Regions from separate parts of the Mus musculus genome. Here regions 1, 3, 4 and 5 are each linked to region 2. Evidence: chromatin loops called from intact Hi-C (ENCODE). Cell type or tissue: heart. All regions are shown on one strand.

What was found. A loop is a pair of places that touch in the nucleus more often than their neighbours do. Peaks named below come from ENCODE experiments on the same cell type or tissue, not always from the same donor. Only the 100,000 strongest peaks of a DNase experiment are listed, where the experiment ranks them.
Region 1: it touches region 2 in a loop (2.4-fold over the local background); 4 of 42 quality-filtered maps call a loop at or near these places.
Region 3: a loop joins it to region 2, with 2.6 times the contacts of the local background. A loop is called at or near these places in 2 of 42 quality-filtered maps.
Region 4: it touches region 2 in a loop (2.9-fold over the local background); 3 of 42 quality-filtered maps call a loop at or near these places.
Region 5: it touches region 2 in a loop (3.0-fold over the local background); 13 of 42 quality-filtered maps call a loop at or near these places.

The regions. Positions count from the first base shown.
Region 1 is chrX:73,951,960-73,956,959 of GRCm38, forward strand. Hcfc1 (host cell factor C1) reads right to left here. Exons shown (of 26, transcript NM_008224.4): 6 at 4,608-4,714; 7 at 3,496-3,675; 8 at 3,055-3,414; 9 at 2,623-2,783; 10 at 1,366-1,563; 11 at 867-1,091; 12 at 603-707; 13 at 214-433; 14 at 1-109. Among named protein-coding and RNA genes, the nearest start is that of Hcfc1, 12 kb to the right of the region's middle. In heart, no CTCF peak of the experiment used is centred here; no DNase peak of the experiment used is centred here.
Region 2 is chrX:73,713,817-73,718,816 of GRCm38, forward strand. It overlaps Bcap31 (B cell receptor associated protein 31), which reads right to left and starts at 2,388. Exons shown (of 8, transcript NM_012060.5): 1 at 2,302-2,388; 2 at 977-1,112. The coding sequence starts at 1,068. It overlaps Abcd1 (ATP-binding cassette, sub-family D (ALD), member 1), which reads left to right and starts at 2,781. Exons shown (of 10, transcript NM_007435.2): 1 at 2,781-4,114. The coding sequence starts at 3,215. In heart, a CTCF peak has its summit at 1,882; DNase peaks (open chromatin) are centred at 1,885, 2,595 and 4,805; H3K4me3 peaks cover 2,975 bases; H3K27ac peaks cover 2,935 bases.
Region 3 is chrX:73,912,785-73,917,784 of GRCm38, forward strand. Naa10 (N(alpha)-acetyltransferase 10, NatA catalytic subunit) reads right to left here. Exons shown (of 8, transcript NM_019870.3): 8 at 4,086-4,411. The coding sequence ends at 4,175. Among named protein-coding and RNA genes, the nearest start is that of Arhgap4, 4.0 kb to the left of the region's middle. In heart, a CTCF peak has its summit at 2,365; a DNase peak (open chromatin) is centred at 2,317; H3K4me3 peaks cover 864 bases; H3K27ac peaks cover 1,439 bases.
Region 4 is chrX:74,426,275-74,431,274 of GRCm38, forward strand. It overlaps G6pdx (glucose-6-phosphate dehydrogenase X-linked), which reads right to left and starts at 2,606. Exons shown (of 13, transcript NM_008062.3): 1 at 2,549-2,606; 2 at 1,778-1,905. The coding sequence starts at 1,897. It overlaps Ikbkg (inhibitor of kappaB kinase gamma), which reads left to right and starts at 3,407. Exons shown (of 10, transcript NM_010547.2): 1 at 3,407-3,547. In heart, a CTCF peak has its summit at 2,646; DNase peaks (open chromatin) are centred at 2,707 and 3,407; H3K4me3 peaks cover 2,659 bases; H3K27ac peaks cover 1,871 bases.
Region 5 is chrX:73,771,980-73,776,979 of GRCm38, forward strand. It overlaps Plxnb3 (plexin B3), which reads left to right. Exons shown (of 35, transcript NM_019587.2): 35 at 167-531. The coding sequence ends at 271. It overlaps Srpk3 (serine/arginine-rich protein specific kinase 3), which reads left to right and starts at 2,426. Exons shown (of 15, transcript NM_019684.2): 1 at 2,426-2,527; 2 at 2,605-2,735; 3 at 2,914-3,022; 4 at 3,125-3,212; 5 at 3,499-3,586; 6 at 4,041-4,147; 7 at 4,219-4,384; 8 at 4,482-4,507; 9 at 4,991-5,000. The coding sequence starts at 2,472. In heart, no CTCF peak of the experiment used is centred here; DNase peaks (open chromatin) are centred at 2,382 and 3,272; H3K4me3 peaks cover 1,270 bases; H3K27ac peaks cover 1,884 bases; H3K27me3 peaks cover 440 bases.

The DNA of each region.
Region 1 (5,000 bases), 240 kb after region 2:
ATCTTGGGGACAGCAGTGATGATTTTAGCAGGCGCTCCTGTTCCTGAAGTCATCACTTTGGTGGTGATAATTGTAATTGGGGACTTAATGCCAGGACTGCTGGTAACACCTGCATTGGGGAAGGATTCAGAGAAAATAAGCTGTGAGGACTTATCTTTTTGATTTATACTCACCAGCAAACCAGCAAAGGCCTTTTGAAAGCTGCCTGTTTACCTGTGGCACCTGCCTGGGTGATAATGGCCGACATAGGAATGGTCTTAATAATGGTAGTTGTGCCAGGTTTGGTGGTGCTGGGAGAAACACTACTGATGCCCAGGATAGTGGGCTTGGTCCCTGCCCCACTAGCCTGTGTGGTGGTAATGATGGTTGTGGGCTTGCCATCTGCTGATGTCACCAGCTTCAGGATAGTCCCCGCTGGCAGGGGTCCTTTGGTCTAAAAAGGAGAAGTTATAAATTAACAGGAAATACTGCCAGAAAGGAACATTAGGTTGAGCTACTATAACTCAGAGAATATTCTGAATACTGTGGGTGCTGTGGTATCAGCAAGGCCTTGTTTCCCAGTGTCAATTCATCCTCTTGGGCCTGAGAGAGTGAGTGCTCACCTGGATGATCTGAGTCACAGGACCTGTAGATGCTTGGCCTGTCACTGCTGATGTCTGAACTGGTTTGGTCTGGACCACCGACATCACTTTTCCCAGATTGGAAATCTAAAAAGGAAAGGATGGAGCAGGCAGTAATCTGGAACCAAACAAGGGCATGGCCTGGGCTAGAACTATATTGGAATTGGCACAAGATAGCGAGTCACCAGTGGCATTCACCAAAGGCTAGCAACTGTCATACACGGCCAGGTGGTAGCTGTCACTCACCAGAGCACTGCCTCCTGGGACAGAGATGGGGCTCTTCACTAGGGTGATGGTCTTGGTGACTCCACCTACCACCGTGGTCACCACCTGGGCTTGCTGGGCCACTGTTACAGTTCCTGATTTGTGTACTGTGATGATAGGGCGAGTAGATGTGTTGGCAGCAGAGGACACAGATGTCCCCACTTGGGCAGCTGCAGTCTTTAGCATTCGAGTGGCTGGGTTGCTCACCTGGAGAAGCAGAGATGAGTTATGAACATAGCAGCAACATAATGGCTGTAGCTCTGCTGACCACCTGTCCATCCAGTTTGGTTGGCTGAGCAGCAAGAGAACAGCCTGAACTCTCCACAGGTCTAATCTAAGGCTGGACACCCTTAAAGGTAACTGCATGTTCCATAGCCCATGCCAGTACTGATCGTAAACCGACGGCCCGAAAGGTTGGCCCAAACCCAGAACAAACGGTCACTGCTTGTTCGATTACCAGGCCCAGAAGATCAATGCTCACCATGACAGGGGAGGAGGCCACCTTCACAGTGGCTGGAAGAGTGGTCGTGCCAGGTGTCACAGCCACTGTCTTGACGATGGTGGTCCCTGCTGGGACACTCAGCACCGTGGGTGCTGAGGATGGAGGGATTTTCTGTGTGGCAGCAGCAGCAGCAGCCAATGCGGCCATCCCACTCATCTGTGGGTTGCTGCCGATCACCTGTGACGGACACAAAGCATGTGAGCTGCAAGGGTTCCACCTGCCACCTGCTTCCAAATTCAATGACCCTTTCAGAACCTGCCAGAAGGGCTCAGCAGCATATTGTTTTTTCCTAATTCGGGCTCCTCTCTCCTAGTGCAAACAACAAGTAGGCAGGTGCTCGCCAAGTGCTCCTTTCTTTTGAGAAAGGTTCTCACATAGCTCGGGCTAGTCTCAAACTCACACTAAAGATAACCCTCAATTTCTGATCTTCCTGCTTCCACCTCTCGAAAGTTGGGATTACTGACATGCAACTACATGGCTAATGCAATGTTAGAAATTGAACCTAGAGCTTTGTGCACACTAACCAAGCACTCAAACGATTGAGCCACACCCCTAGCCCCTAAGTAGATTTTTAATCAAAGAACCATAATCAAGCTAGGCCACTAGATTAATTTACTACATATATTTATAATAAAAATAATTCATTTTACATATCTCACTCAGTATAAGAACACATACTTAGCACAAGGCAGTGATGGGTTTCACATACAACACTATCAACATCACTGCTGGGTATTGTTCATGCTTATAATTCCAGAACTCGGGAGGCTGAGGCAGGACAATCTCTAAATAGTAGATAGCCTACCCAAAACAAAACACAACCTTTGAGTTAAATACAGCTTATTCTCACAGACTTGGGTCAAATGCAACTAACTAGATATTCTCCTCCACCTTCCAAATCAGGAAAACCACAATGAACATGTCAAGGATCCCTCCACCTTTGCCACCCCCGGTTTTTTGAGACAGGGTTTCTCTGTATAGCCCTGGCTGTCCTTGAACTCCTGTCTCCTGAGTCTTGGGATCAAAGGCCTGTGGCATTTTTAATGCAGTAGCATCTTACAAACAAGAGCCTATGATGGGAGCTGGTGGGCTTCATGCATGCTAGGCAAACATTCTAACAAGTAAGCTACACCCTCAGTCCCAGGGATAGAGATATGTGTGTGTATGTACGTGTACACACACACACACACACACACACACACACACACACACACACACACAGAGAGATGTCCTCACCGTCCCCTGGGCACTCTGTGTGGGTACAACCATTCGAACACTGGCAGGCAGGGAAGTCACAGTGACAGGAGCTTTTCCAGCCTGGCTTGCAGGTCTCATGGTAACCAGTGGTGTTCCTGTTGTAGCTTGAGGACCAGTCACTTTGAGAACAGCAGGGACACCTGATAAGGAAAAGGGTTGATCATCAGGAGATACTCTTCTACTCTGTCAGACTTAAGGTAGACTTGACCTATTCCTTGACCTACATGTTTTTATGTATGACTTTTCTATGCCCCCAAGACCATCGCATCAGTAAGACAGCACTTTTATCCCCTATTTTAAGAACAAAACCAAAGCTAAATCAACCAAGAACAAAGCAGCAGCCACCATTCAGGCAATGAATGTCTCCAGTGATTAAGCCTCACACAAATGCCTATGGCCCTCATGGCTTACCTTGAGTCCTGGCTGCAGTGGGCACAGAAATGGAGCTGCCTGGCACTGTCGGCAAGACCTGGATGGTGGTTGTGCTTGGGGGTGCAGTGGCAGCCTGGGGCACAAGTGTGATGCCTACTTGGGTCAGTGGCTGTACAGCAGGTGCAGCTGCTGCTGGCGCAGGGCTCTTGGGAGGGTTGGCAGGCACAGACGGGACTGGATTGGGAGTGGGGGAGGTAGCCGTAGCAGCTGTGGCAGGAATGTCATATTTCTGGAGTTGTAGAAGGTAACTGTCAGCTGTTGCCACTGCACCCCAGCTAACCTCCAGTGAGTTGGTGTTGGCTCGTACTAGTTGTACTCGGGCTGGGGGTGGTGGCTTTTCTGTAATACAACAAAGCAACTGTTAAGATAGGGAATAGAGAGGCTTCAGCAGTGGGGAATGTCAGTGGCTAAGTACCTTACCTGTCTCCAAATACCACAAGTCCTTGCAGCAGACCTGGTTGTTCCAGGCCTTGCGGTAGCCATCACGGCCACTCCAAATATACAGACGAGTATTGATGGCAACAGCACAGTGGCCTGCTCGAGCTCGAGGAATGTTGTCCTCCAATGTATCCATCAGGATGGTTTCCCAGGCCATGGTATCTAGAGGTGCACAGGTGCTGGAGGTCACACAGAGGACAAAAGGAACCTGTTCCACCAACTCCCAAGTTGCCCTCTATTCTTTCATTGTCAGGGAAGGTCAAGTTATTGGAGTATCAAATTAAGAGAAAACAAAAATGAGGCAAAGAGGCATAAAAAATTAAGCCACATATTGGGAAAGTATTTGGAAGATAACTCCTTGTACATAAAAATAATACAATCCTAAGAGATGGGCAAAGGGAAACAATACATGAAAAAAAAAAAATCAAGATTTTTTTTTTTTCGAGACAGGGTTTCTCTGTGTAGCCCTGGCTGTCCTGGAACTCACTCTGTAGACCAGAAACTCAGAAACCCACCTGCTTCTGCCTCCCAAGTGCTGGGATTAAAGGTGTGTGCCATCACTGCCTGGCTCAAGTAAAAATCTTAAGATAATGTGTGCATCCAGTCAAAATTAAAGCAACTCAAATTTTTTGTTTAGTATTTTGTTTTCGAGATGGGGTTTCACAAACATCTGGCTGGTCTTGAACTCAAGAGTTCCATCTACTTCTGCCTCCTAGATGCTAGAATTAAAGCTGTACAGCATATTAAAGAATATGAAGAACTATGCATGGGTATGAAATGATCTCCAAGATAGTAAGGGAAAAGGGCTACTTGGCCCTGTGTATGGCAAGCTAAGGTCCTAGAGCTATAGCCTATTAGTAGAGTCCCTACAAATGGAGTATAAGAAACACTTCTGCACTATATGTGCTTTTGCACTTATGGATGTCAGGCACATATGAAGAGCCCATTCATACTAAAAGGAGTACTACCTGAGAGTTTTCTACCCATTGGATATTTCTGGTAATATCCATGAGCCCGAATTTGCTTCCTGGACACCCTAATAATTTCCCAGGGCCACCCCATCCCTGGCCATTCTAAGCCTGAGAAGGCCATACCCAGGTTGAGACAAGCCAGTGTGTTGGTACACTTCCACTCCTTCTCGTGTGTGGCCACTTTGACATCGTCCATGACAAGGGGCACCCAGCCACCAAATACATACATTCTAGGAGGATAAAGAAAAAGCAAGAGAGGATTGAAGAGAAGCACCAAGCTAGAGGCTACCTCTTTTACCTAGAAAGTTCTGAACACATTCAGTTTTCTAGAAGGCCCCAGGAGTCCCCAAGGATGCATGGAACTGTTTAATATGGCACTTATTACCTGATGGTTTACTCTTACAAATTTGTTTCTTTGTTTCTTAAGATTTATTTATTATATGTAAGTACACTGTAGCTGTCTTCAGACACTCCAGAAGAGGGCGTGAGATTTCATTACAGATGGTTGTGAGCCAC
Region 2 (5,000 bases):
TTCCGTAATCCTTTTCCTTTTCATACCAGGTCTCATTTAGCTCAAGCTAACCTCAAATTTGCTATGTAGCCAAGATAGGTCTTGAACTCCTAACCCTGCCTTCACCTCCTAAGTGGTGGAACAAAGTTAGTTGTCCTAGAGAGTATCCAAGACTCCAGTTCCACCAGCGTTTTGGTCACTGTATTTCCTGTGAACTAAATGTCAATGTGGGTTTTAGCAAGAATATTCCTTAGGTATTATTAACTATGGCAATTTTATAAATCCTAATTTAAATACGAATAGTGTTGATATACTACAAATGATTGAAACAATATCTAAATAACGTTTAGCAAATCCTGGTTTTTTGGGTTGTTTTTTGTTTTTCGAGACAGGGTTTCTCTGTGTAGCTCTGGCTGTCCTGGAACTCACTCTGTAGACCAGGCTGGCCTCAAACTCAGAAATCCACTACCTCTGCGTCCCAAGTGCTGGGACTAAAGGCGTACGCCACCACGCCCAGCCTGTTTTTTATTAAAAGGGACTATAGCTTCCATCCTTCATAGGCTGAGTAATGCTCATGAGCCTACTAAGCAATGCCAGTAGGAGTTAGCTAGGAGGTCAAAAGTCAGCAAATCGGCAACAATGTAAGCCAATGGTGCAAGTATTCAAGTTTCCACACAATTATCCCCTACAGCCCTGAGGCCCAAGGGTTGGCAAGAGAATATTACTCAAAAAAGTTGAAGTCAAATCTTCTTTTGCAAAAACCAGAAGACAGTGTGCACAGGAAAGCAAATGACGAGGTGACAAAGCCAGACAATGTTCAAGATTGGTGATAAGAAAAAAAAAATCATACTCCTGACACCCTTACTCAAGACAGGTTTTACTTGTTTCCATATAGCCTCAATTTCAGGGTCCACCAATTTTGCACACAGAAACTACAAGGTTCAGGGTTTGATAGCACCCTCATCATATGCTTGCTTTGTTGTTCCACTAGCCATACCTTTTTGGAGAAATGAAGGGAATGCAGAGAAGCAACACAGCAAAGACCTCTGCGTAGAGGAAGGTGGCAACTGTAGTCCACTGCAAACTCATCCTGTGACTTAAAGGGTTCCAACAGAGGGATGGGAGCTTGTTTCCTGGCAGGATACAGAAGAAACAGGAGGAACCATGAGAGCTGGAAAGTCACTGACAGGGACTGCTCAGGGACCCTGGAGAGGCTGGGGCTGCTATTCTTCACAACAGACCACAGGATTCTGCTTCAGAGCTTTTGAAACCCTGGTTGAAACAGGGTTTAACCCAACAGCAGACACTTGACCAATGATTCTAGCCAGCCAACAAACTTCCCTTGCCTGGGACAGTTACTTGTGCCCCTCCAGCAAGTATGTTACTATGACTAGGTACTTTTGTTCATGATTCCTTTCCCCGGGGCCGTCCAAGAGACTCTTAAGCCTGTTTAACTAAGAAAATGTTTCTCATAAGAATAGGAGAACCTTCTCAGCACCCATCAGGCTCCCTTGTAAGGCTAGACCTGTTTAAGAAAATGTTTCTCAAAAGAACAGTACGTAAACAGAAGGACCTCAGCACCCATTAGGCTTCCTTCCAAGAGTAGAAGCCTCTGCTGCCAGGAGCTATACATGTCTTCCAGTCGCTTCTACAGTGGGACTGGGACTGCAGTGTTCATACATGTATTTTCTGCAAACGCCACCACCTAAGCCTCTGCACAAGAAAGCAGGCCCATTTCCTCCAGAGCTTATGAGGGGCTGATAACCCTAGTAGCCTCCAGCCTCCTTCTAAAGCTGCTTTTGAAAACTAGATAGGCCTTCCGAATGCTCGCACGAATGCACAGGGTGTAGGCCTCCATTTACTCTCAAAAGGCCCACAAGAGCGACTCCTAGAGGGCGGGAATCCAGGCCAAAAGCAAATACAGGTCTCCACAGAGCACGTCCAGGCCTTACCCAGAGAAAGTTCCAGAACCAGAAAGTCTCTCCCGAAGCCAAAAAAGGGACCTCCCTGCATCCCTAGCAAGCCACAACGCCCAAGTCCACAGCGCCAGGTGGCTTTCGAGGAGCTGGGCCTACCTGGGCAGCTCTTCTGGGGGGGGGTGGGGAGGACTGGCCCCTGTCCTCGCGTCCCCTAGAGTCCCGCTCCACCTACCTCCACAACATCCCTATGCCTGATCCTGCCCTAAACTCCGAAGTCGGCCCGGATCCCTACACTTCCCAGAACCCACAGTATTTCTGGGATGCTCGCCTTCCTCCCTCATGAAGGGACTGGGGGGGAACCTCGTTGGTCCGAAAGTCAGCCATGCATGCGGACCCAGCTTACCGAGCTTCAGCCTACTCGCACGCCCCACCGCAACTACCAAACTCTCACCAATGCTCAGGCCCGCCCCCTAGCCCGCGGGCGGAAACCGGAAACGCGCGTCAGGCCCCGCCTACAAGTCCTCTAGAGGCCCCTAACGGCTCCGCCCATTGTCGTTTCCCGCCCCGCCCTTAGGCGCGGCCTGTTGCCAAGGTCTAGAAAGGAAGTAGAGGCTGACGGTTGAAGGCCCCCTGCCGCGCCTCTGACACTTCGGACACGCAGGGGTGGAGCTTGGAGGCGCCTTGGCGGGAGGGCTGGGGCCGCTTCTGTAGTGTACGCGGACTTGCTTCGTTTCTGTTGTCGGAGAGGGGGAGGGGTCCAACGGTAGGGCGAGAACGGGGTGGGGCACCCCTAACTCGGACTCCGCCTCTTGCCTCAACTCCGCCTCCTCTTCCCCATCACCACCCCTGGGGAGGGGTAGGTGGGTGGGGATTCTGGGCCTTGGCGTAGACGCTGTCGTTACTGCCGGGCTGCTCAGCGGACAAACACGCCTGGTGCCCCGGGGAGGGGCGTCACGGGGGGTGGGGGGGGAGGAGCAGTAAGAGGAGGGAGGTGGAAGGAAAGACACAGCCTCTCTCCTTAAGACCTCTCGAGGCTCTGACCTCAGGGGCTAAGGGGACAGTCTGTAGAGGGAAGCCAGTTCCTCCACCCGGGCTGCCTGAAGAGGCCACGACCCTGGAGGATTCTAACCCAACCGATCCAGGGGCCCCAGCACCACCGCGAGGGCCTAAAGCAACAGTCTCAGGGATCACTTCAAGGTTTCCAGTTGCCTAGACAACGAGCCCTGGGTCAGAGCAACAACCCTTCCAGGATCTGTCTGCAACTGTAGCCTCAGGCAGCAGTTCCAGCCCTCAGCCTGCTCACCAGTCCAGGTGACATGCCGGTGCTCTCCACTCCCCGGCCCTCACGGGTGACCACGCTGAAGCGCACAGCTGTGGTCCTGGCCCTCACAGCCTATGGAGTCCACAAAATCTACCCTCTAGTACGGCAGTGTCTGACTCCTGCCAGAGGTCCTCAGGTGCCAGCTGGGGAGCCCACTCAAGAGGCCTCTGGAGCCACCGCAACCAAGGCTGGCATGAACCGGGTATTCCTGCAGCGGCTCTTGGCGCTCCTGAGGCTGCTGTTCCCCCGAGTCTTGTGCCGGGAAACAGGGCTGCTGGCCCTGCATTCTGCTGCCCTGGTAAGCCGAACTTTCCTGTCTGTGTATGTTGCCCGCCTGGACGGCAGACTGGCCCGCTGCATTGTACGTAAGGACCCGCGGGCCTTTAGCTGGCAACTGCTGCAGTGGCTCCTCATCGCCCTTCCTGCCACTTTCATCAACAGTGCCATCCGCTACCTAGAGGGCCAGCTGGCTCTTTCTTTCCGAAGCCGTCTAGTAGCTCATGCCTATGGACTCTACTTCTCCCAACAGACTTACTACCGAGTAAGCAACATGGATGGACGACTTCGAAACCCTGATCAGTCTCTGACAGAGGATGTGGTAGCCTTTGCTGCCTCTGTAGCCCACCTTTATTCCAACCTGACCAAGCCACTCCTGGATGTGGCTGTGACCTCCTACACTCTCCTTCGAGCTGCCCGATCCCGAGGAGCTGGCACAGCCTGGCCCTCAGCCATCGCTGGCCTGGTGGTGTTCCTCACAGCCAACGTGCTTCGAGCCTTCTCTCCCAAGTTTGGGGAGCTAGTGGCAGAGGAGGCACGGCGAAAGGGGGAACTGCGCTACATGCACTCTCGAGTGGTGGCCAACTCAGAGGAAATTGCCTTCTACGGGGGCCATGAGGTGGGGCAGGTTGAGATGCTGCTTAAATAGCAGAGGAGGTGGCTGGGAGACCTATTGCAGTCAGCTATAAGCAGTAAGGGAAGCCCAACAAGGCCTTCTCAGGCTGATGTTAAAGTTGTAGATAGACACTGGGACAAGCTTGGGGGTAGGCTTTGGATGGCTATAACCTTAAGATGCAGAAATGGAGAAATGGCACCATTGGGTGGGAACTTCCCTGTGCTGGCTGCCTGCAACCTCCAAGCCACTTCTGCTTCCTTGGTAAAATTGTCTTGGACATTTTGGATTCTAGCTTTGGATTCTAGTGATTTGTGATGCTACTGGTCCAGCTTACTCCAATCTTGCAGTCAACCACTCCTGCAGCCACCTGGGAGGAATTAGACTCCTACCATCTCTGGGAGCATAGGACAGAGCCTGCTTCCTAACCTCTCTTGCCTCTCTGAGCCCTTTGAAGGCTGGCGTCCAGCAGAGTTGGCTGGCTGGGCTGTCCAGTATTATGGGCATGACTCAGCCCAAGCAGAGGTTAACAAGCAGAGCTCAGCACAGTGGCTACAGCAGTAGTGTTGCTGCTCAGGGTCAAGGCTGTCAGAACCCCAGGCACGTCGGGTTAGTTACTGACAGGCTTGGCAAGCAACCTGCCTAGTTGCCTCCCTCCCTCCCAGGGATAGGGATACCTGGCCTCTGCCATAGAAGCCTGACAACCTTTCTCACCCCCACCCCTGATGTCCTACCCCCAGTGTAGCCACCCTTCCACCCAGATCCCAGCTACTTTATGAGGTGGGCTAGGGCCAGGGATGCCTGGCAGACACTGAGAAAGGCTACTTTAAACCAGTGTAAACTTTATTCTCTGACAGCCCCTCCCCTTCTTTGTGCCTCTTGTGGTTGCAGC
Region 3 (5,000 bases), 200 kb after region 2:
GAACTCAGAAATCCACCTGCCTCTGCCTCCCAAGTTCAATCTTGTTCTTGATCTCCATTTGCTCCCAATACCAAAGCCCTTCTCTAAGATGCTGTTGGTGCTCACAGAACCTTGAAGAAATGGTCTAGAAGCTAGCTAAATGTTGGCAAGCCCAAGTCCTGGACTTCCAGAAGCTGGTCTCAGAAGTAGCAATGTTGGAATCTTCCACCAAGGTAAGCAAGCCTGTATCGTTCTCATAGCACATGAATGAACATCCATCCTTATGAACTTGCTTTGTCAGGACATTTATTTCAAGAGTGCCTCATACTAAAGTAAATCAGGCACCAATGCCTTTATTAGTTAAAGCAACCCACCCTACCTGTCTTCCCTTCTTTCTGACCCTTAACTAATCCTTAGAAGTCACCCATCCAAGCAGCAGAGCCAGACCAGGATTCAGGCACACAAGAAATGGCTACTGAACTAGCCTTCAAATATTCTTAGTCCTTAATCCAGAAATCTGAACGGTGCCCCATTCAGCCCTTTGCATGAAACTGAGTGAAAAGCAAAACAGAAAACTTAGTGACTGGCTGTTTTCGGGACACTTGCTTGGCATCTGAAGCCATGAGTGAAACTGCTTCTGTTCCTTTAGCTCTTGTTCCTTTTGTTTGGAAACAGGGTCTCACTATGTAGGTCTGGCTGTTCTGGAACTTACTATGGAGACCAGGCTGGCCTCAGTCTGCCTCTGCCTCCCAAGTGCTGGGATTAAAGACGTGTGCCAGCATACCTGGCCTGTTCCTTTTTGGCTTTTTTTTAAAAAAAAAAATGAGATTTCTTCATTTAATTTTATGTGTATATGTATGTGTAACTTGTATGTGTGCATCAGAATCTCCAGATTCTGGAATTACGGATGATCATGAACATCCATGTGGGTGCTGGGAATCAAACTCGATTCTCTACAAGAGCAACAAGTGCTCTTAACCACTGAACCATTTCCTCAGCACCCTTCTTGGCTTTTTGAGATAGGGGATCTTTCAGTAGCTCTGGTTAAACTAGAACTTACTATGTAGACCAAGCTAGCCTTGAACTTCTGCCTCTAAGTGCTGAGACGAAGCACAAAAAGCACTACCCCAGCTAACTAGCTCCAGTTTTGAGAATCTAAAAGCCTGAAGGACAGAGTGGGAGTGGGTGGGTGGTGGCTTAGAGGCAAGCCAGAGTTGCAGAGTGATTTCCAGGCTGCATGAAGCTATAGAGACCCTGTCTCAAAAATCAGATAAGCTGGGTGAGGGGATGCTCACCTAGAGGCAGAGATAGGGACTATATATGGAGATTGTCAAAACAAACAAAACCAAAACCCAACAAGATAAGTAATGGAGGTGCTTACAGTGGTTAAAGAGCTCTTCCAGGGGACAGAGTTCAGTTCTTAAAATTCAAAGGCTGCTCACAACCATTTAATACTTCACTTCTAAAACACTATCTTCTCTCTCTCCACCTTCCCCCCCCCACTAAATCTTTAAAAAGAGAGCAAGGGTTATATATACAGGGTTATTTCTTTATGACAGGGTATCACAATGCAGGCCAGGCATTGAAATGTTTATATTCAGCATGAAGTTATAATGGCCAATATATTTAACTTCATACACTTATCAGAATACACTTAGAGCTGCCTGCCTATCTCTGGAGCTCTGCAAAACATTTTTGAATATGTGGAAGGATGTATACTTGGTCCTGAGGGATGATGACCACAGGGCTGATAAGCTCAGACTGGCTGGCTACTCTGGACAGAGGGAAATGAGAGGATAGTAGGGCTCAAAAGAGAAAAAAAGGATTGGAGAGGGCTGGAGAGATGGTTCAGGTTCAGAGCACTGACTGCTCTTCCAGAGGTCCTGAGTCAATTCCCAGCAACCACATGGTGGCTCATAACCATCTGTAGTGGGATCCAATGCCCTTTTCTGGTGTGTCTGAAGACAGTGACAGATACATAAAATAAGCAATTCTTTAAAAAAAAAAAAAAAAAAAAGGAAAGAAAGAAAAGATTAAGCATGAAGGTAAGGCCTGGAGAAGTGTCCCTAGAGTCACCCTCAGTCTCCGCTCATAATGTAAGAGGCAGACGCCGCCAAAGCAGGGGAAGTGCTGGGCCCCCAAGGCCTAGCAGGCCTGTGGTTTTCCCCTTCACAGCTCTGACCTCCGCCCAGGAAACCTAACCTACTAGGAGGCGGGGCGGACAGCAGAGTTTCAGGCGGCCACCAATGACACCTAAGCAACCAGTGCAGAGGGCGGGCCTCGAGAGGATTCTGTAAGTGCTTTAAGAGGATCTGCAATCTCCCCCACCCACCAACTCTAAGACAGGATGGAACCACTGCGCATGTCCACCGCTTTACCACAAGGCGGCAGGCCTAGCGCTGCAGAACCAATCAGAGCTTGAGAACTAAGAACGCCACTGGCTTGCGAAGGAACTGACGCCAGCACGCCGGGTGGAACAAGCCACTCGACTCATACAAAGGGAAGTCCGTAATTTTAGCCAACCAGACGCAGGTTTTTTTTTTTTTTTTCGAGACAGGGTTTCTCTGAGTAGTCCTGGCTGTCCTGGAACTCACTCTGTAGACCAGGCTGGCCTCAAACTTAGAAATCCACCTGCCTCTGCCTCCCAAGTGCTGGGATTAAAGGCCACCACTGCCCGGCAAGAACGCATTTTCGTTTGAACTAGAGGACAGGGTGCGGCTGTGATTTTTCCTCCCCGCCCTTCAGTCGCTTCTTTCTCAGTTTCTAATAGATGGTTTGTACAACCAAAGTACTAAGCTCCAGGACAAATTATTCCACATAGTGGCGGATCGCTGTGCCACTTGCAGGAGCAAGGACATTATTAGTAAAGTGACAGCTCTGATATAAGGTGCACTGCAGTTAGGTGAGCGGCCTAAGGAGAGCCCACCCAGGACCTAGGAGCCACAAGTGATGGTCTTAAAGCAGCACATTTAGAGGAGCAAATGTTAAGGCAAGGGTGACGGTGTAACAAAACGTTCAGAAGTGAGGACTCTCTTTTTGTCTTTTTAGTTCAATTATATTTGAGTTTATGAACCTAACAGAAGTCGCAAAAATATTAGAAGTCATTGAGGGTATCCTGATGGCAGTCAAGAACTAGACAATGCATGGAACTGTCTTGTCTTGTTTATCTGCACAGCCCTATCCTGGAACTCACTTTGTAGATCAGGCTGGCCTGGAACTTAAAAAGATCCACTTGCCTCTGCCTCCCAAGTACTGGGATTAAGTGTGCCACCACTGCCCCACAGCAAATACAAAATATTAATGGAGGAATGGCTAATGCCTGTAATCCCAGCACTTTAGAGCCTGGGGCAGGATTGACACAAGTTTGAGGCCAGCCTGGGCTACGTAATGAGTTCCAAGCTAAGAATGAGAGATCCTGTCTCTCAAAAAAAAAAAAAAAAAAAAAAAAGGTTACAGATAGGAAGAGCCTAAGCACCTGGGGCTAGGATCTCTCCAGATAAGTGCAATGAGCAGTTGGACTTGGGCATTTGGGGTTCCAGAAGCTCCTACTGATGAGAACAAGTATGACCTAGGGTAAAGGGCTGAGAGGGGCATAAGGGGGCAAAGCAGTACAGCAAAGAACATCAAGGTAGGAGAGCTGCCTCTGAAATGTGAGGCTGACTAGAAAGCCCAGGAAATCATTTTGTTCAGCCCTAGAAAATTACATTAGGACAAAAAGGACATTAATGAGGCCTATAGGCCAGACACGTGACATCAGAATATAGCACCCAGCCGGGCGTAGTGGCGCACACCTTTAATCCCAGCACTCGGGAGGCAGAGGCAGACGGATTTCTGAGTTCGAGGCCAGCCTGGTCTACAAAGTGAGTTCCAGGACAGCCAAGGCTACACAGAGAAACCCTGTCTCGAAAAACCAGAAAAAAACAAAAAACAAAAAAAGAATATAGCACCCAAAACAGTTTACCTGCCAACTTCAACTCAGTTGTTGAAGATAGTCAGATTTGGGGTCCCATCCTCAAATCTGTTTTGACTTGTGAGCTCAATACAGTCTAGGCTGTGAAGATAGTATCCCTGACACATAGGAACTGGAAAAAAAAAAGCATACCCCACTATGCACATTCACAAATTTCCCAAGGCCACTGGGTGACATTTATTGTAAAAGCACATGGGGCAAGGTTGGGACCAGGTGGGGCAGGTTCTAGGAGGCAGAGTCAGAGGCCTCTGAGCTGTCTTTGACATCTGTGCTCTCTGTGGTCTCGCTGACCTCACTGAGGTCCTTGCTGTCCCCACCACTATCCTCAGCAGCCAGGCCCTTCTCCTCACGACAGGCCTCTCCTGAGCTCAGAAGCACGTTGCCTTTGTTCTCCGCTTTGTTCTCCAAGGCCGCCAGAACCATGTGCTTGCCCTTTTCCTTCAGCTCCAGGTGCCGCCTCAGCTGCCGCCAGGAGCCCAGAGGGAAGCGGGTGGAAAGAGACAGGGCCTAAGTCTCCAGACAGGAGACAAGAGGAGCCAGGCCCTGAGGCTGGCTGGGGGAAGGGACACAGTGAGAAGTGGTAGGGCCAAGGCAAGAAATAGGACTGGGTAGAAATGTAGTTCAATCCTAGCTCTGCCCTAAGCCTGCTTTCCTCATCTGTAAAATGACAAAGGTCCTATTGCCCTCAAATGTGCTGTTGGGGAGCCTCCAAGACAGAGCAGTACCTCCCCAGGAGGCTTGGTCAGAGACCCTTTCCCCCTAGCCCAGTTTAGTCCTAAATCTGAGCAGGCTGCCCCTGACCCTAGTAGTCCCTCTCCCTAGAAAAATATCTTCCTACTCTCTCTCCTGTTCCACCCACCTCCAGGCTTCTTCCCTAGAAAGCATCCCATAGCCCCCTCTAGAGTCAACAGAGGCCATGTCACAACTTGACAGCTTAGGAAGTGAGGGAAAGAGGGGCTCTACAACGACAAGGGCTGACACTCAATCTTGGTCTTGCCTCTAGCCACCACTGCCTCACTCAGTCTCACAGCTCTAAAGTAGCCACCTTTCC
Region 4 (5,000 bases), 710 kb after region 2:
TAGGGTCTGTCTGTCTCTCTCTCTCAGGACCTCTGAGAGGAACAGAAAGAAACAATGATGCTTTTTAGAAAATCTCTTTCTTCCCCACTCCCTTTTGCTGGAACTAATAGTTCCTATTTCTACTCTGGAAGCCCGGGTTCTTACTCCCAGAGCAGAGGAGAGCAAAGGGGAACCAAACTGATTGCAGTGAAAGGAAGTTGCTCAACTTGAGGCTAGAATTCACATAATTAGCCTAGGATAAAGCCAGAAAAGCTGCCTGGTTTTTGTTTGTTAGATGAAAAACACCAGGGTTCAGAGAAATGTAGACATTTGTTCCAGGTCACATAATAAGCTATCAACAAGGTATCTAAGAGTTCATGTCCTACAGTTAAAAATGATCTTCGATGACTGGGTTATTGTTGCTGCATGCTTATGAAAGCATGGGTGGGGCAGGGGAAATAATCTTCAGTTACTTTCTCTTCCATTTGGCCCTTTAGACTGAAAGCAGAGTCCCACATGCTAAGGTTTGTGGCAGATACATGCATAGCTCCTTTAAGGGGACTAGGCTAGAGACAGGGCTGAGGGTAGGGCTGCTGTATTGTGTGTTCCGACTAAGTACCTCCCTTAGGTCTTAGAGCTACAAGGAGCCAGGGGACAGTGCTTTGGTTTGTCTGTCCCTTCCCCTTTCAGTGGCAGGGCCCTTCTCCTCAGCTTGTTTCTGCATTCCTTTTCGAAGTTCTGCCACTCCCATTTTTGCTCAGAAATATAAGGCAGACAACAAACAAGTCTGGCAAAGGGGGTGGCATGTTCTGATGTCCATTTTTTGGATAGTACTGCGATTGAACCTAGGGCCTCATGCATATGAGGTTAGGGCTTTACCACTGACCTACAGCTGTAGCCCTTGGTGCATGGCAATGCTCTGTGTGAACAAAAAACCACAGAGCTCCTCCAGCATTGAGGGGTCCAGGGTGGAAGGTGCTGAGCCAGTGGCTACCCTTTCAAGAACACACTAGTTCTGATGAAGTTCTTGTCCAAGATTACACAATAAGTTAATAGTGAAGATGGTCACACGAGGGTGAGCTGATTCCAGGATTAAAAGCAAGCAATTGAGTTTACCTTTGCCATCGAACACTGGCCACTGAACGTGCCCTGCTGCCACATAGCACATAAGGGGGTGATTTGGTCTAAGCCATGACTTTACTAAGCCCCCACCTGCTCCAGTCTCACTGTGTACTGTCAATACAACACCCCTCTGACTGCTTCTGTTCTTCAGTTTTTCCTAACAGAGCTGGGACTAGGTGGGATGAACAGAAATTTGCAGTAGGCTTTGGAAGATATGGCAAAGAGGAGGTGTTTATCCCTAGGGAACTTCATGCCGTAGAAAGAAAAGAGGGAGAGGCAGGACCTCAGATTCTTCCACTGAAATTAACAGTAATATTTTTCAAATTACAGATTCATTAAAATCAGAATTTTCCCTGATTGCACATCAGTTTTTTTTTTTCATCCAGGAGGAAGAAGTGCTACTGGGTGGTGCTTTAGCACCTGTGATGGTCCAAGTCTGGTCTCCACTCAATGGCTCAGCACAGAGTTCTGAGATGTGACACAAGTACATGTATATCAGGTACTGCTGTGATGATCAGGACACACAGGTGGAGTATATGCCATAGAGTTCAACCTAGTAGAACTTGTGGGTACCTCAGCAGTTCCGTCAATTGGGAAAGTTGAGATAGAGAGAGAGAAGTGCCTTGCACAAGGCTATATTTCATCTTTTAGACTCGGGGCCTGAAGGGAGACTCACCGATGCACCCATGATGATAAATATGTGTGTATCAGCTTGGTGGAAGGCATCACCCTGGTACAACTCTTCCCTCAGGATCCCACACACCTGGGTCCGGCTCAGGGCCACCTGCTCTGCCATGATGTTTTCTGGTGGAAGAAAAGACTCATTGATATGGTAGGAGAACGAAAGAGCATTGACAACTTAACCTTATCCAAGGGTCTTTTGGGTTCTCACCAGGCTGGTGACGATTACTAAAACCACTGGCCGGGAATGCTCTGTGTGTGTGTGTGTGTGTACGCGCGCGCGCGCGCGCGCGCGCGAGCATACATGCATTCGGAGATTCAGAAACTGCTGCCTCTGAGCTCCAGCCATAACCTCCAAAGTTGCCTTCGCTAGGGGCTGTACATTACGAAAGTACTAAAGCTTTAATATAATTCACCTAGGACATCCACTGTGGGCAGCTAGATAAAATCTGGTTACGGCATCACACTCTGTATATGGGACCATCGTATCGTACTCGGGTGTCTGCCAGAAACTCCACAATGAACTGAGCACGTTTGATTGTGCAGATGATGGAGTTCAGCTCCGGCTCTCTTCTGGCCCAGTTGGGTGATCCCCGAAAGTCCCTTCTCTTCTAAAGGTCTAGTCCTCATGGGCCCAATGCGGGGAAAGTGCGGGATACAAAGGGATGGGTTAAAAACTTGTAGATTAGCGCGCATCAAAGGGACTCGCGGCGTACAAGCGTGAAGCATGTCCCTCCACCGACATGCCATCAGACCACCCCTTTACCTGAGTTTAGTTGCCGCTGCCAAACACGTTCACAGATCTGTAGCGCACAGCCAGTTTCCGGGGGCTAAGCTTCGCTGGCCCATTTAACGCAAGAGGGCGTGTGCTTTGACTGAGCTGACCCGCCTCAGGAGAGGCAGGAGGGGAGGAGCTTCGGGCTAGTCTATCATTGCAGGAGGAGATGCGCGCGCATCCCTGGCCAGCCCCGCCCTTTGGCCTTCCCCGATGCCGCTGCCCCTACAATTTCGAGATCGCAAAGTCTTGTCATAAGTGCAGCTCCACACAGTTCTCCTGGGTCCCCGTCTCCTGTGTCACCCAGCCATTATGTATGGCCTAGCTTTCCGCTGGACCTTCGAGGCCCTGCACCTTCCCGGATGACCCCACTTCCGTTAGCAGCATAGCCACGCCTTCCCTAGCTGCTAGTTTGGCTTCGGAGCTGGACTTTCGCAGCTTCCTCTAGGCTTTTTCCTTGGTGGGGGCCCAGCGGCAGAGAGCCCAGTAGCAGGACCAGACTGAAACTTGGGTGTTTTAGTGCGGATGCGGTGCCTTGAAAATGGGGTAGGGGCGAGTGTGGGCGTGGTGACGCACTACTTTAATCCTAGCAGACGGGAAAAAAGAGGCAGGTAGATCTCTGAGTTCGAGACCCTGGTCTTATGGGACCCTGTCTCAAAAAAAAAGTGTGTGTATAAGTGTGTGATGTTTATCAGTGAGGAGAGCTCTGGTGTTCTGCTGGCCGACGCAGGCTGGCGATCTAAGACTTTTCTTTGGAACAGAGTATGGCACTTTGGGGTTTTGATTCACTGGTTAATCTCCAAGCCTTTGAGTCTGTGTTTTACTTCCGGATCCCGCACTTACGACACCGGAAGCCGGAAGTGGAGTTTTCCACTGCAGAGAAGGGAAGGGTGACCGCCTGACTAGGACTTTCTAGGAGCTCCGGTTCTGTCGGAGCGGTCGGATCCCTCTGCTCCTGCCCTCTTCACTTCTGGCCGACTCTGCTGACAGGTGTGGTCCTCTTCTCCAAAGACAGGGCTCCATCGGTGGCTGTTTCGTAGCTTCCGAGACTCCAGAGGTCCACACCCTTCCCCCCACCTTAGGCCCAGTTTGTTCTGCCGCAAGCTTCTAATTATTCGCTACCCAGATTATTTAGGCTAGTCGGATTGAATCTGCCCTTCCCTTCACTGCAGCTGTCGCCTAAGGGCTTGGCCCCTAGTGCTAGAACTCTTTAGGTAGCAGACATTTTCTGTTGATCAAACTGTTTCTGAAACACGTTTTGCACTGTAGGCCAGGTAGACCTCGAACTCAAAGTTCTGCCTCAGCCTTTCGAGTGCTAGAGCAACAGGTGTTCGCCATCAGGCTAGGCTGTTTATCAAACTTGAGTGCATTTGAAGTCTTTAAAAAGTTTTCACGTGTACCTTCACAACTAAAGGTCTTACCTTCTGCACCTCAGTTTACTTTGCAAATGATTCATAGTAATCTGTTTGCCTGTCCTCATAACATTTATCTGACCTGAGAAGGAATGTGTTGTCTTGGCATTTCCTAGGAAAAAGGAAGGACCAGAGAGGGCAAGGGAGAATAGTTGGTGGAGAGGAAGGAAGGGAGTATAGGTGGTATAGGATCTTGTAGGCTGTTGTATGGACTTTGCTTTTTAACACTAGGAGAAATGGAAACTCTGAAAGAGTTCATGGTAGAGAAGAGAAGTAGTTTGAGTTATTTTTGAGGTAATTGGCCCCAGTGGGGCCAATTAACTGCAAAGGGCCATTGAAAAGGCAAAGCATGGTGACCCGTAAAGAGATTATTGCAGTAATGCAGGTGAAAGATGATAGCGCTGTCAGCCTTGAATTACTGAAAAAATTTAAAATGTACAAAAGTAGAAATAATAATATAGTAAATTCCATGTACACATTTCTTAGCTGTGACTATCAGCTCATAGTTAACTTTAATCCACACCCCATTACAATCCTTTACCATGATTATTTTCTTTTCTACAGAAGATGTTATTTTATGTGTATAGGTGCTTTGCTATGCTTTCCTAGTGCCCAAGGGAGTCAGAAGAAGGTTTCAGATCCCCTTGGATTGGAGTTACAGATGTTTGTGAGCCACATCTGCAACAACAAGTGCTCTTAATCCCTGAACCATTATCTCTCTTGCTCCACCCATTGCGATTTTCAATAACAGCTTTCTTGAGACATAATTGGCATGCTACAAAAATTACTATTTGTGTGTGTGCCCCCCACATGCATGCATGATGTATGATTTGTACAGGGAGCACAGGTGCCATGGCTAGAATGTGTAGAGCTCAGAGGACAACATTGAGTCAGCTATCTTCTTTCCACCTTTATATGTTCTCATGTCTCCAGGCTTGCATAGCAAGGGCCTTTATCCACTGAGCTGTCTCCCTTGCCCATACTTCAATATTTTTTTAAACAGTCTCTTCTAGATCCCTTCCCTTTGAGTT
Region 5 (5,000 bases), 58 kb after region 2:
GGGAAATGGTCTTGGTTTTCACCTAGACCTCCCTGGGCAGGTCTAGAGCAGAACCCCCTACTCTATTGCCCCAGGCCCTTGTTGAGGTGGGAAAAGGACTGATAGCCCTCAGTTGATGAACAGAGGGGTTGGGATTTCAAGCAGGTATACTCTGCTCTCCTGACAGATTATCAGTGCCCTGGAGGAGGACCCTGTGGCCCAGAAGATGCAGCTGGCTTGCCGCCTGCAGCAGGTGGCTGCCTTGGTGGAATACAAAGTGACTGACCTGTGAACTAGGGCCACAGTGATTACCTGAGACCTGCCAACTTATATAACAGTGAGCAGGATCCACCACCAAAGTACCTTATGACCCTGACTAAGCAGTGACTGAGGAGGGGGGGGGGGTCAGTAAGGCTATCTAGAGTGCCTACTGCCCCCATCAGCTTGATTCTAATTTATAATGATCCCTACCCTCTTTCCCACTGTATTTATATTTGCTTGCTGGAAAATCACACCTGGAAATAAAGTAGAAACACATCTTTTTAAAAACAATCTCAATCTGAAGCCCCTGACTTTTCCTGCCAAGTGTGAGCTCTCAGTATTACTGGGAGCTGAGGTGAGAGGCGTGAGTAGGGATTGAACCATCTGCCTCCCTACGTTCTAGCTCAAGGATGTCACTTCTCCCAATACCAGGGTTTACTACCAAGACATGCCCAAGTTCTACACAGGGCTTCTCTACAAGCCTTTCTTCTATACACCTTTGCCCTTAGTCCAGTGGCCCAATCTGGCACCCGTGGGGAAAGAAGGGATAATTACCCCTTTCATACTTTACCCTGTCCCTCCTTTCCTGACCCCACAGGCCCTGAAGGGACCTGTTCTCTCCATCTATGCCTACCCCACTGTTATCAGTTCTTTCTTATCATAGGACACCGGACAAAGTGTCTCCTACCTTGAGATAAGTACTGCCACTGCCAAGCCCCCTCCACTTTATTCAGAAGTTTCTGGCTAGTCTCCTATCTTCACTTTTGCCCCTTTATTCTCATCTAAAAACAATTAGTCTCTCTCATACTCTCATCTCATTCTGTTTTAATTTTACGTACATGAATGTTTTGCCTGCATGTATGTCTATATACTCCTTGTTGTGTCTGGTGGCCAGGAAGGCCAGAAGAGGGTGTCAATCCTCTGGGAACTAGAGTTGTAGACATGTGAGCTGCCACATGGGTCTTGGGAATTGAACTTGGACAATAGTTGCCAGTATTCTTAACCACTGAGCCATCTCTCCAGGTGGTTTTTATTTTTAAAGATAGGGTTTCATGCATTCCAGGCTGGCCTTAAACTTGCTATGTAGCTGAGCATAACCTGGAACTTCTGAGTACTTCTTGAGTATTGAGAGTACAGGCACATTCCACCACAACTGGTTTATTAAGTACTAGGCATCACCTTACCAACTTTAGAAAGCCCAAAAGAGCAAAAGTACTTGTCTACTTTTCTGGAACTCTCTCTCCAGTGACACCCATAGACTCCAGATAGGGTCTCAGTTGTTTTCCCAGGTCCTAGTATTCTGTAGCATGCTGGCACAGTATATCCTGAGTGCTTCTGGGGACTTAATGCTTTCTGGTCACTCAAGATGCACAGGATCCCTCAGTTACCAACTAGCTCATGGGCAATAACTGTGTGTTTTTTCTTCTCCTGGTGGACATGGCAGAGTTGGCCTAAATGGGAACCTGCAAATGTTGATGGGGACAGCAAGGCAGAAGTGGTCAGCTCTAGAGCTAGGGTGTGTTATGTAAATCTGATGAGCCTTTTGCCTCTAATGGGAGGAATGAGTTGCCTTTAACTCTTGCCTTTGACCCCTGCTCAGCCACATAGAGGGGAGGTCTGGGCTCCCACCTGCCTAGGGGGTGCGTCTATGAGTTACAAAAGAGCTGGGATCAGGGTTGAGATTGAGCAGAGCATGGGGTTTAGGTGGGATTGGTGGGGGTCACCTCTAAAAGGACACTTATATGGGTTAAGTGGGAAGTTCCAGAATGCATCAAGTACCCTGCAACATTTGGAGAGAGCTCAGCCAAAGGACCTGGTCATCATATCAACTTCATTCTTTCATAGGAGCCTCCCCTCCCTACAACCTTAGAGTACAGGAACTCCAGACTGCTCCATCTCCATGCAGAGGTCTTCCTTGGCTAGTCCTACACTGTGGGGAATCAGCCTAGGGACAGAGTTGCTATCATAACCCCAGCTTGATGGCTCCCTCTGTCTCTAGAGTGTGGGTGAAAACAGAGCAGGGGTGTTTGGCTTAGGGGCTGGACTCTCCAGGCTGCCATCAGTGCACTACCCCCTCCCTGTTCTGCATACCTTGCCCACAGCTGAGCAGCTGGGAGGCTATTTATAAAGGCGAGTGAGATCAGCGGCAGAAGCTATAAATGCACTGGCCACGGCTGGGCCCCACAGGAACAGCGGTCCAGTGCACCAGAGCTTTGGGCTGCGACATCAGGATGAGTGCCAATGCCGGTGGTAGTGGTAGTGTGGATTGTGGCGGCAGCAGCAGCAGGTATGACCAGGCTGGGGAGACTGGGGTCCCCTGCTCCCTGTGAGCTCACTGTCTGCATCCTCCTCCTTCACCCACAGCTCTCAGACTTCCTGTGGGCCTGAGTCCTCAGGCTCTGAATTAACTCCAGCCACACCAGCACCTCGTTTGCTGCAGGGACTCCTGGGCTCTGATGATGAGGAACAGGAAGACCCTAAGGACTATTGCAAGGGTAAGGCCTGGCCCTGGCTGCATGTGGCCAGCCGGATTGCCACTGCAAGGGCTCAGGACAGCTTGAGAGTAAAAAGTTGCCAAGACTAGGCCCACGTGAGATAGATGACCAGCAGGACATTGATATTGAGGTATAAGGGAGAGATGCCCTACTCTGATCTTTTGGTTCCCTTCTGCAGGTGGTTACTACCCAGTGAAGATCGGTGATTTGTTCAATGGGCGGTACCATGTGGTGCGAAAGCTAGGCTGGGGCCATTTCTCTACAGTCTGGCTCTGCTGGGATATTCAGTGAGTAGCTGGGATCTGCCTATGGGTTTGGTTAAGACCACCACCGTGAGAACATGTGACTCTGGCAAGGTCTGGCAGCCTATGAGGGTCTCCATATTACAGGCGCAAGCGCTTTGTGGCCCTGAAAGTGGTGAAGAGTGCAGGACATTACACTGAGACAGCCGTGGATGAGATCAAGCTCCTGAAATGTGTAAGGCACCTCCCCTACTGCTCCCAGCCCCTTGAACTGCCTTGGGCCTGGCAATGTGAATGCAGGGCCTGCTGGGGCTCTACAGAGTGGGGCGGGGCTCCCAGAGGGGACAGGCTCCAGCTGACTCTGCCAAGTAAAAGGACCCGGAGAGCAGAGGCAGCTGGCTTTCTTCAAGTGGGCCCCAGCTGGACTGGGAAAGGGGGATAGAAGTGCTTCAGGGGATATGAGCAGAGCAGTGTTGAGGAGCAGGTTGGAGTCATCTGTGGCTCCTTGCCTTTTGTTTCAGGTCAGGGACAGTGACCCTAGTGACCCCAAAAGGGAGACCATTGTTCAACTTATCGATGACTTCAGGATCTCAGGAGTAAATGGAGTCCGTATCCTTTGCAGAACGAGCAATATGGCAGTCAAAGATCCACATTGCATCATGGGATTTAGCCCTTGCGGGAAGAGCCTATAAAACAACTTCATCCCTTTGGGCACTTGTGTTTCTGAGTAGGGGGAACACAGGTAATTAGGTTGACTGTGATTATCTGCTGAGTGACTCCCAAATATAAAAGGCTACTTTTGAGGCCTACTTGGGCAGAAGAGTAAAGCTGGAGTGAGATATCTGTAGGATGACAAGAGGTACCATCTCGACTGGCATATCCGTGACAGTGACAGAAACATTCTAAATAATAAACTTGGTCAGTGGTGGCCACCAGGATGGTCAAGGGAAAGCCCTACTTCCCTAACCTCTGCATTTCTGGAGTCTAAGTGCTCCTCCATGATGGAGGGTAGGTAAGCCTGTGCCTTAGCTGTGTTGTTGACTGCCCTTCACTCCAGGTCCAGATGTATGCATGGTGCTAGAGGTCCTGGGCCACCAGCTCCTCAAGTGGATCATCAAATCCAACTACCAGGGTCTGCCTGTGCCCTGTGTTAAGAGCATTGTTAGACAGGTAGGTGCTGCCCCTACACTGCTCAGGTTGGCTAGGCCTGGCTGCTGGGATTCAGCTGTAGCTTTTGCCAGGTGCTGCATGGTCTGGATTACCTCCATACTAAGTGCAAGATCATCCATACGGACATCAAGCCTGAGAACATCTTACTGTGTGTTGGAGATGCCTACATCAGGCGCCTGGCTGCTGAAGCCACAGAGTGGCAGCAGTCAGGGGCCCAGCCCCCATCCCGTTCCACAGGTACCAAGAGCATGTGTGGGGACTGATACCAGGACTCTGGACCTCAATCTCTACCTGAATTACTGTTCTTTTTTCTCTCCCTACCCCTTACATCCAGTCAGCACTGCCCCCCAGGAGGTCTTGGTAAGTTGTGGTACCCCCTCTTTCCCTGTCTCCTCTTCCAATACAAGCTAGATGAGGCCATGTCCTCAGAGCTTGGATCCTCAGCCATACCTGTTCTACCTTTTGAACTTCTAAAAAGCTGAGTACCTGAGAAGAGAGTGATTAGACAGAGTGGATCATGTGCTCCAAGCTGCCTCTGGTCGCCAATGAGCCCAGCACTACCTCAATGGAAGGATACTGTGATACCCCACATGGCTACTTCAGGCAGCTTCATCTAGGTCTGGGAGTAGACAAGGAACAGTGTAGAGCAGGCCCACTAGGTTCTCCCCAAAGCACAAGGTAGGAGGGGGATAGGAGGAGAGGCAGAGAAATGGGTCAGGGGTTGGGAATAAGGGTGAGACAGAAGATAGCATCCATAGTCTGATACCCATGGGGGTTAGTTCTGGGGTTCAGGGCTGGACAAGAAAACATGGGGAGGGGGTGTGACCCTGACTCTGACAGCAGATTGGCAAGC